Regions from separate parts of the Homo sapiens genome. Here region 1 is linked to region 2. A link is an interaction called in ENCODE POLR2A ChIA-PET data of the cell type or tissue named here. Cell type or tissue: Caco-2. All regions are shown on one strand. Each heading gives the region's core, and the rest is flanking DNA. Links, peaks and the distances in the headings are about the cores only. Region 1 overlaps NPTN (neuroplastin). Region 2 holds the start of CD276 (CD276 molecule).

Evidence for each region. Peaks named below come from ENCODE experiments on the same cell type or tissue, not always from the same donor. Only the 100,000 strongest peaks of a DNase experiment are listed, where the experiment ranks them.
Region 1: POLR2A ChIA-PET joins it to region 2 with 6 read pairs; 4 of 35 experiments call an interaction of 5 or more read pairs at or near these places.

Annotation. Positions count from the first base shown.
Region 1 is chr15:73,592,056-73,597,429 of GRCh38, reverse strand. NPTN (neuroplastin) reads left to right here. Exons shown (of 9, transcript NM_012428.4): 2 at 61-408; 3 at 5,293-5,374. Among named protein-coding and RNA genes, the nearest start is that of NPTN-IT1, 25 kb to the right of the region's middle. In Caco-2, for the core only: no CTCF peak of the experiment used is centred there; no DNase peak of the experiment used is centred there.
Region 2 is chr15:73,681,725-73,687,098 of GRCh38, reverse strand. CD276 (CD276 molecule) reads right to left here and starts at 2,716. Exons shown (of 10, transcript NM_001024736.2): 1 at 2,639-2,716. RefSeq lists enhancers at 1,795-2,301, 3,319-3,827 and silencers at 2,286-2,335, 2,496-2,625, 2,636-2,765, 2,886-2,935. In Caco-2, for the core only: a CTCF peak has its summit at 3,369 (motif pointing left); DNase peaks (open chromatin) are centred at 2,098, 2,888 and 3,308; H3K4me3 peaks cover 2,048 bases.

The sequences.
Region 1 (5,374 bases), core at 189-5,188, 90 kb after region 2:
TGATTCTTTTTTTTTTTTCTGATTGGCCTGTCACTGCATTCCTGCTCCCCCTCCCTCTAGCTGGGTTTGTCAAGTCGCCCATGTCAGAAACTAAGCTCACGGGGGACGCCTTTGAGCTGTACTGTGACGTGGTCGGGAGCCCCACGCCAGAGATCCAGTGGTGGTACGCAGAAGTCAACCGGGCAGAGTCTTTCAGACAGCTGTGGGACGGTGCTCGGAAGCGCCGTGTCACCGTAAACACCGCCTACGGGTCAAACGGCGTGAGTGTGCTGAGAATAACCCGGCTCACCTTGGAGGACTCTGGGACTTACGAGTGCAGGGCCAGCAACGACCCCAAGAGGAATGACTTGAGGCAAAACCCCTCCATAACATGGATTCGAGCCCAGGCCACCATAAGCGTCCTTCAGAGTGAGTCCAGCACCCTACAGTAGTAGTACTGTAGTCATTAGAGGTGGCCCAATGACCCTTCCCTTCTGCATCCTTTCCCTCTTCCCCAGTATGATCACTCACCCCACCCCTTGTCTTCGTTTTTTTTTCAATCCCATGACCCTTCTGGTTGTAGTGTATGAAAACATCTGTGGCAACTTTTTTTCTTCTTTTCTTTGCCGTTCTCTCTGCCTCCCTTATCCCCCAACCCTTCTCTGTGTCTTTCTTCTCAGGAACAAAGAACTTGAGGAAATCCGTGACTGTCCAAAATCATCTGTGTTGGGAAGAGTTGGGGAGGGAGAACTGGGAAGCTTAAATTAAAACTCATAAAACCAGGCAGTCCAAGGAGGGTAGTGTTGAAATGGTTTTCCCTCCCCTTTGATTTTGTAGTAGGTTTCCTGCTATACTTTTGCTGATTTCTTCTCTGGTGCCTTTCTATTTTTGTTTCTCTCCCCAGTCTAACTACTTTTTATTTCTTCTGTTCTTCTGTTTGAAGCTCTCTAAGTAGCTGCCTTCACCTCTATGGTTTTAAGTTTGTGTCTGCCCAGCCTCTTCCTTTAACTGTGACTTGGTGTCATCTTGTTGTGATGGGAATGTTGCCATGGGTGCAGTGTGGTGGTGTGTTTTGGTTGTTGGGTGGCATGTAAGCTTGGATATTTTCATAGTTCCAGCTCTTTTTCTTTTCTAAAACCGTGGCATGTGCTTCTCTGATAACAGCCCTCTACTGCAGCAGTGTACTCCTCACTGGGCCTGCTAATTAGTCTCCTCTTTAAAAGCAGCAGCCTGGGACTTCCTTCTTATGTTTTGCTGTTAGGAGCCAGGTGACACTAAGCTGCAAATTATTATTTTTTTAGCCCATCACACTGTTTGGAAGTCAGAGTTGCAGTTGATTCCTGTTCACGGTTTGACTCTGATGAGTAGCTGTTGGCACAGTGTACCTTATCCCAGAGCATGGGAACTCCAGACATAGTGTGGGGACCACTCACACTGGCCTTTTCTTTGTGTCTTGAAAAAAGAGGAAACTAACTTCCAACCTGGTTTCTCATAGTGATGGGGTGAGCTGACCAGCTGGCTCAGAATCCTCTCCTTGTAGCAGGTATGCGTGAGACATATGACACCGGGACTTTTGTGGCCACTTCTCTCTCTTTCTTGAAAGTGACTTGCTACCTTATGTTGAGAAGCAGAGAGAGGGAGAAGCCACCACAGAACCAACGTTCCTGGCCAAGAAGAGTTCTGGCCCCACATCAAACCTGGTTATAATTGAGGGGACATTCACTTTTGGAAAGATCCTCTGGGTTTTTCACCTTCTCTTTGAGGACACAATGAGAGATCTATAGCCAGTTCCAGCTTAAAGAGCTGATTGATCTAGAGAAAGTAAGAATAGTAAAATCTTACTTTGATGAGGAATTTGGTAATAACATAAAGTAGTAAGACATGGGCCTTGAGTCTATATACTTAGATGGAAAATAGCAAATTAGTGTCTGTTCTTTGTAGCCACTTGAAGATCCTATGGGTAAAAAAAGAGTCCTTTGTAGGGCAGTGGTAGGAGAGGCTGCTGCAGTTGGCACTGTTGAATCAAAGAACCTGCTTCTGGAAAGAGGAAAAGAAAACCTTGTCTATGTGAAAATGGGGAACATTAACCCAGTGATTTTTTTTTTAACAATATTTTTACCCTGCACGCCTCCTTCTCCTGCCCCCTTGCTCCTTTCCTTATAAAAGCAGAATTACCTACATGGCCACAAAGGTCTGTGGAAGTTTATAGGTATGGACTGGGCTGGGCATTTGCACTTATACTTCCAAGAGCCTGACTCATAGCTAGAATGGCCATGCCAAGGGGCTAGAAAAAGATGAGGCATTGGGGTACCTACCTACCAATCCCGAGAATACATAGCATTCCCCAGTTTACTTAGAATTGTCTGCATGTGGTTGAATCAAATCCAAATCCTGGCTAGACTCTCTTCAGACTTCCCCATCAGTCAGTTAACCCAAGTTAGCTGTTTTGGAGAGCCAGGAGGTTGTTGCTGCTGCTGCTGCTTTTTTTTTTTTTTTTTTAAAACACCCTGGATCCAACTCTAATTGGACTGTTTTATGATCTCAGCGTCCCAAAAGACATTGCTCTATGGGGACATCAGGTGTTCTATCTAAGAATGACCTCCTGGTAGTACTTTCCCCAAAGCTCATTGAGTATGTAAGGCAAGAAGAGAAGTGTGCCCAGTTTTTAGGTATCTCTCTGGCCATAGCATGTTCTTTATATATGCATGATGGCTGGGGTAAGGGTCTCCTATCCACTGCTTTTAAATAGACATCAGTGGCAGGTAAACACATTTGAACTTCTCCTAAATGTTCATCTCTCTTGGACTTTGGGCAGCGCTTGGCCACAAAAATAAAAGCCCCACCTTCATCCTGGTGCAGAATGCAGTTGAGGCACCATGGCCAAGGAACTTGGTGTAGCACTGTTTTTCATATACAGCAATCACAGGAGGCAGGTTACCCTACCCCACAACCCTCCTATGGTGCAGAATCATATTTAAACCTATTTAAATTATCCACTTGCTCCCAGTGACTCTCTCCTGGATCTTTAACACTTAAGGGAAAAAGTGCTTTCCTTTGCCTTCAAAGAATACTTGGCAGAAAGTCTACCAGGTTGCTTTCATCAACTTCTTAATCTCCCTGAGCTGCAGTGGTCATTTGCATCGCCACAGGTAAGAGTAGCATTTACTTTGGCCTCCTTGTATTTAAACATCTGGAAGCTCTTGGCCTCATTCTCAGAGTTTACCCTTTCTCAGTGCAGTCTGAGAGGAATACCCAGAACGAGAGTCCCAAGTGGGACAGAAAATGAAATTGGATAATAAAAATTAAGTAAAAACCTAAAAGTGTGTTTGGGTTTTAATGTTGCCTTTATATTTTTTTAATTTCTCTTCTGTGGAGTACTGGTTCTATCTTTTTCTCTTTTGTTTTTGCTTGGTTTTGATTTTTCTTGGAATTGTGATGCTTTCTGCTGATGGTGTGTGTGCGCCTTCCATTGCAGGGTTTGCAGCCGTTCTGCTCGACTTCTTAAGGCCCAGGGATTTGGCTTCTGTCCAGTGTGTCTTGGAAACCATGGGACACCACTGCGCTAACGTGTTTACATGCATCTGCTTCTGTCTTAGTGGCTGCTATGCCTCCATTATCTGTACATAGAGACCCTGTTTGATGTTACTGATAAGGACCAGTGCTGAATGGAAGATAACCGTTATCCTTTTGCCAGAGTTGGAAAATAGAACTAATTTGTTAATTGAGCAAACTTAAGGTTTTGCATTATTACAAGTTTCTTCAAAGACATTAACTCTACAAGTCAGAAATGTTACATCGGTTAGGAGGTCCTTAAGACATTACATTTCCCAAGTATCCCACGACTTCCCCATGCTTTCCCCCTCCCTGAACAGCAAGCAACTTAGTTCCCATGGAGGGAGAGAGTTCTTTCCTCACGTTAAGGCTCAGCACAATACTGTATAAAATGGTGAGGGGAGCTGCTGCAAAGCTGTAGATAGGAAGTGACTAGACACAGGGAAATGGGAAGTCAGTCAAGGGTTTCTGAGAGAGAATTGGAAAACAAACAAACAGCAAATACCTCTTATTGTGGTTGGGAAAAGATGGTTAGTGTAGACTTCACCTGGAAATGTTTGATCAAAAGTAGAGAAAACTAAGCCTGGGGAAATAATAAAGACAAAGCACATTAACAAAAGACAACAAACATAGAAATGTCTTGACTTTAATACAGTGATAGATTTCAAAGTGCTTTAAAGATGAAGCTTCCAGGAATAATATAGAGTGATTTTAAACATTTTTGTTCAATGTATTATAATATTTGACTCAAGTAGGTTATTTTTGTAGATAAGCTAGTGATCCCAGGTTATCTAAGCGCAGAATAGAATCAGAAGGTGAAGTATATATACCTTGCCCAGGACACAAGGTGGTGGGGGTGGTCTTGGGGATGGGGGGCAAGGATAGAGAATTCAGTCAGATATGTCTTCTAGGCCCAGCTTTGCCATTAGTAATACTTACGGCCTTGCACAAATCATTTCACTTTTCCAGCTCTTAAAAAAAGAGTGGGATTCAATGAACTCTAAGGGCCTTTCTAAAATTCTGGGAGCCCATAATACCAACACAATATTGCACTCTAGTTATATTTTCTCAGAATGGAATGTGTTTTAAAGTGCAATTCTGAAAACAACAACTTGTTTTGGGAATAGGTATGGCTGGAGAGGAGGAACTGATGATGCTTTCTCAAGAATTTTGCCTCCACAAAATTTGGAAAATGCAAGTGACTTCCAATAGGAAGTTTGCTTTTTAGAATCCACAATGTCTTTTTCTGCATAAATAATGGCCTATGGTTTGCCATAGGTTTAACATTTAAATGTGGGGAAAGCTATACATGTATTATGTAATTATTACTGTTCCAAGGCCCAGTGGTACAATAGGGAGTTTATTATAATAGGTATATAAATGATATGGCCTTTGTCTTCAGAATGGCAAGGTGGAGCCTGGTTGTCTAATTGAAGCCGAATTGTTTGGTGGTTCTTATAAAAAGGTGGTATTCAAAAACGTAAGTGGATTATTACCAGTACAAGCACCCGTAATACTCCCATTCTTTCACGTCTAGGCCAACTGGTCTTCAGGCTGTTGTCTGCGCTAGTGGTCATTTGCTTATAATCATTGTTTTTCCTTTCTTGACTTCCTCCAAAGTGGTAAAGTGAAATTCCTCATGTGGTCCTGTCTGCCCTCCCTCTTTTTCTAGTTTCCCCCTCCTACCCCGTCCAACTCTCAGGCCAGGGCTACAGAGGATGGAAGGCTATTGCCCCCTATCATTGTGCACTCTTATTACAGAGCCAAGGATTGTCACCAGTGAAGAGGTCATTATTCGAGACAGCCCTGTTCTCCCTGTCACCCTGCAGTGTAACCTCACCTC
Region 2 (5,374 bases), core at 145-5,144:
CAACAAGACCAAAGGCAATTTCTCAAAAATCATGTGGACCAGTCCTCACCCCTCTCCCCCTCCCCTAGGCCCTGGGTGTGCCCTCCCCCTTTTGCTGGTGGACTTCCCTAACACTCCTGCCCTGGGGATGTGGGAAAAGGACAATGAGAAGTCGCCACCCACTCAGAGGATAAGCTCATGGGCAGTAACGTCATCCTCCTTGCCATTTTTCCTCTTTCCCTGACCCTATGACTCAGATCCACAGCTTAACAGCCCCCATGTGGTCATAATCTCAGAGGCTGCTTGGATTTGGTCATTTTTCTGCACAGACCCCAAACCCCGTATGTGCAACCAAGTACCATCCAGCCACTTGTTCTACAACATTTTCTAGGAGTCTCTTTAGGTGCTGTGGAATTCCAACTCACAGCTCTCTTATCACACTGCATCTCTGACTCCAAACAGCATTGTCCAGCTCCTTGTCAAACTCAAATCCTACTCCAAAGAACAAAGATTTACCCCTCCAGAGAAAGCCAAAGTTTAATGATGGAATTCTCACAGGAAGTTTCAGAAGTCAACCTAATAAGGACACAGACACCCCAGAGGACTACTTTGAAGGGACCACACTTCTATAACTGTCCTTTCCATAAATATTAAAGCACCGAAGCCAGCTGTCAGGTATATGAACATGAGACATTCAGCCAACCCTCCATCGGGTGGTGCCTGGACAGAGCTGAAGAGGGGACAGGAAGGAAAACAGGGTCCTCAGATTCCAACACCCCTTCTCACCTGAGACTTGCATTAACACAGGCTCCTTACCTCTGACAAGCTCATGTCTCACAGCACAGGAGTCTAGAGTAAGCTGGAAAGCTTACTGCAGGCAGGAGAAACCACCAGTAATGCCATAAGGACATGGAAGAACTCCAAAGGTCAGTCATGGGACCCTGACTGCATCACTGAGGCCACTTAATGCAGGAACGAAGCTCTCTCCCGCCAGCGTCCCCTTGCCATACAACCCCTCAGAACAAAAACTGAGGTCCACAGGGCTGACCCAAAGTCATGAAGGAAAATTTCATTCACATCAGGATACTCCAGTAAGCTGACGGTGACGTATGTAAATTTCCACGGTCAACAGTTACCCTAAGTGTTAGTGCTTAATCTCAAGAACTCCAGATATCAGGAAAATGTACTCACCCAAAATACTCCCTTGAAATGAGCCACTTCATACCCTACAGCCCCATAGCCCTCCATCCTGCCCTGCACTCAGATCAGCTCAACCCATCGGACAGGTTTAGACTTCAAGTTTAGACTTCAGTTCCCCTCAGCCTCAAACTGTCCCACCTATTTGCAGTCCCCCACACTACAAGGAAGGCTGCACAGCATCAGATTTCCTAGGGACTTCTGGGAGGCCAGAGGGAACTAGAGGAGGCCGCACTAAATAAAGAACTCTCTTAAAGACAAAGCAGCTTCATTACTTTCTAATATAGAAACTAACTGCTGAAGACATGCTTATAAGAAAAGGACCCCGGGCTTTAATGAAGAGATCAGACTCATTTACAATTATCCACATCCAATTTGAAGGTAAATCGTTTTTCTAAATTAAGACAACTAACACCCCCCCACCCGCCACACACACACACACACACACACACACACACACACACACACAAATCTTTTTTGCTTTACTATTTGCTTAATGTTTTCCCTCAGTGATAGATCCCATATCTGAGTCATCTATCACGCTTTTCTCATTAGAGCAGGTTTGGCTTAGAAATAAATCCCCTGCCTTAGGCTGCCAAACCTGCCAATTCGCTAGCTAAACGGTCGCAGGGAGGGCCCTGGGCGCTGGAATTCAATCCCCTCCCTTCTAGTGTGCCCCCACTCGGGGTCCCCACCTCCCTCCACCGTCGCCCGCATCTCCTCTCCATCCCACCTCACCCCCCACCTCCCTGAGGCTTCCCAAGCCCAAACTGCCCATCCCAATTCCCTCCCCACCCCCAACACCTATTCACCCCGTGGCCCCTGCCAGCCGTCTCTACCTGTCCTTCCCGGAATCTGACCCCTCATGCTGCCCACGGCTGCCTGTGGAAGTGCACCAGTCGCCCACACCTTCGCCCTGCTGGGCCCTGCAGAGTGGACACGCCTAACCACTCGCCTTCCCTCCCCGCCGCTCCCCTCCCGGAGCTGGGCGTTTTCCTCTGCAGGACCCGAGACCCCGCTAACCTCCCAGCGCCGGCCGGTGGCTTCGTTAAGCTTCAACACGGGACAGATCTGCCCCCATGCCCGCTCCAGACCCGGGGCCTGCAAAAGCGCATTCACCCACCCGGCCCGGTCCGCAGCTTCCGGGGTCTGCAGGTCCGACGGCGCCCGGGCCCCTCTCAACCCGAGGAAAGGGGGGCGGGGTAGGATCCGGGAGCCCCCAGCTCTCCGCGGGCCCCACAGCCCAGGGCAGGAGGGGCGCCCGCGGTTCCCGGGACTCCTGTGCGAGGGGGGCCGCCCGGACCTGGGGGAGGGCAGGGGAGCAGGAGCCCGGAGGGAAGGCGCCCTGCTCAGCTCCTGCAGCCCTGAGCGGGAACGTGCGGACCTCCGCGGGATCCAGGCCCGGCCCGCAGCAGACAAAGGCCGCCCCACCCCGCGCCGCCCGCGCCACGCCAGCACTCACCGCGCCGCGCCGACTCTGGGACTCAGGGACGCGGCCCAGCCTGGCTCAGTCGCCGCCGCAGCGAGGCCCGGCCCGAATGGGGGCCGGGGGCGGCCCGGGGAGTCCGAGGGGCGGGGCGGGCCGCGCCGGAGAATCCGCCTGAGGCCCGGAAAGGCGGCTCCGGTGCGTCCCTGAGGCCGGATTGGCCCCGCGGTGGCGGCTGCTGACCGAGGCCTGAGCCAGCCCGCTGGGCAGAGCACACGGCCTGGCCCCCGCCCCCGCCCCGCCCCGCCCCCAGGCCTGACCCTGGCGGGGAAAACCCTCGGCTCCCGGAGCAGGGCGCTGCCCATCCCCCACCCCGTTCCCACACTTCCAAGAGCCGAATCTTCCTTTCTGCGAGAGGGGATAGGTGACTGACTGGTCATCGACTGGCGGCAGAACAGGGCTGGAATCCTGCTGTCCAACCCCAGTCTTGGGTTCTTCCTCCACACCATGCTGGCACCACAGCCCAGAAAGGGTTAACTCGACTGCGAGGAATTAAGAGCTGCAAGGAGCTCTCTATAAATACAGTGTCGTGGGCGCCTGAGCCAACCGCAGGACAATTTCCACTGAGCTGGTTTTCCTCTTTTCCTTCCACCCACGGCCATCCGACCAGCCCTGCCCCCAGCCCCACCCCAGACTGCTGGCCGGACTTGGCTCCAACAGGCCTGACACCTAGTGGCCTTGGGCTCTGTCCTTACAGGGCCCCGCTCCAGCCTGGGAGGAGATGGGGGTCGGGCCTGTCCAGATTTTGCTGTGGTGCAGCCCATCCCTGCACCTGTTCTTGGATCTGTTCTTCCTCACAGGGACAGTGACAGCTAAAACGTAGGGAGACTTTTGTGGGCCAGAGTTAGGTTAGGAGCTTTCCATGCTGGGCCTCTTTAGTTCCTCCAAACAGCCCCGCCGGCTAGATATTATTATTCCCATTTCACAGATGAGAAAACCAAGGCTCAAAGGGATGAAGGGACTCCAACCTTGTACTGCTGCCAGGCTCACCACCAGTGCCAGTGGCAGTACTGGGCAGGGCTTGGGAAATGAGTATGAAAACATGTGCGTCTCTCTGCATGTGTTGCCACTGTTGTAAGCTCTTTACCATTTTATCTCATTTAATCTTCACAACAACTCATTGAGGTGAATACCATTATTCTCATTTTTACAGATCGGAAATAAGGAAATTAAGATACAAAGAGATTAAGTAACTTGGGGACACATAGCTATGAAGGGAGGAACCGGGATTTGCCCTCTGAATTTAAGTGTGCGTGTGGTGTATGGGTAGGGGTGGTGGTGCATGGGTGTGTATATTTGTGGGGGGTTTTTGTCTTTTTTTTTTTTTTGAGACAGAGTCTGGCTCTGGAGTGCAGTGGCTCAATCTCGGCTCACTGCAACCTCCGCCTCCTGAGTTCAAGCGATTCTCCTGCCTCAGCCTCCAGAGTAGCTGGGATTACAGGTGCGCACCACTATTTTGGCCAGGATGGTCTCGATCTCTTGACCTTGTGATCCACCCGCCTTGGCCTCCAAAAGGGCTGGGATTACAAACGTGAGCCACCGCGCCCGGCCGGGTGTGTATATTTGTGAACACATTCAAGCAACTCTGTATTTGAGTCTACGTGCATATGTGTCTTTGAATCACACAGCAGCTGTGTCTGTGTAATTGCTGACTGCTCCTAGGGATGACAGCAGAGAGGCCCAGCTGTCTTGTCCCTGACCACCTCCAGGAACTCTGGACCATTCCACGCTGCTCCCCACTGCCCTGCCAGGCCCTGACCAGCCTCGTCCAGCCTGGGTCTGGCCTTACAGGTCTCAGGATGAGTAGCCTCCAGTTGGCCCAGCAACCTGGGGAAGTAGCATCACATGGAGAGGTGTCCTTGGGCTGAGGGAGCTAGGAGCCCTGCTGCAGGACCCTGGAGGTGGCATTGAACAGATCTAGAGAAACTTACTTTCCTTCCCTTCACAAAGAGTCAGTCCTGTGCCTTGTGCCTTGCGGTGGTGACGCTGGTCCTGTCCTAAGGGATTTATAATCTGGCATGACTCAGCCATGGTGGACAGTGAAGGAACATCACAGAGCAGTTTATAGTGTGTCTATGGGGGGAGATTTTAAAATAATCATTCAAGAGCAGAGGTCAGGAGGGAAGGAAATGTGTATTGGCTCTCATTCCTGGAAGCAGCAGATTGAGAGGGCTCTGATCCCCTAGGAGGGGGAAACAGCTTGGGCAGGGCACAGATAGCACATGTGTAGGACCAGCTCATCTGAGACTCAGACACTTGGATCTGGACACAGATAGCTAGAATGACCATCCCATCATGCAGGGGTCTCCTTGGTTCAGAGAATGTTTGCCTGATTGTCCCTGGGAACTCAGGAATGGAGGTGCTACACAGAGATTCCCGTCAGAACCAGAAAAACTCAGGATGGAAGGTTGTCTTCATGCATTCTTTCTGGACAGCAGCCCTACCCCTCTCACCTCTATCCCTCCCACCCCCCACCTCCCCACAACCTGCTTCCTAGGTCAGCACAGTAGTAGATGACTCAGAATGTGCTATCTCCAGTTTTGCTTCAAGTTCCCCAAGGAGGTCACAAACCAATCCCAAAAGACCCAGATTGGGACAAGCCTTATCCCACTTTTTATCTACCTACCATCCTGCAGGTTCCTCAAATTCAACATGTGCAAAATTGAATTATCACATGTCCCCAAAACCTGTTTCCCCTTCTAGATATACAGG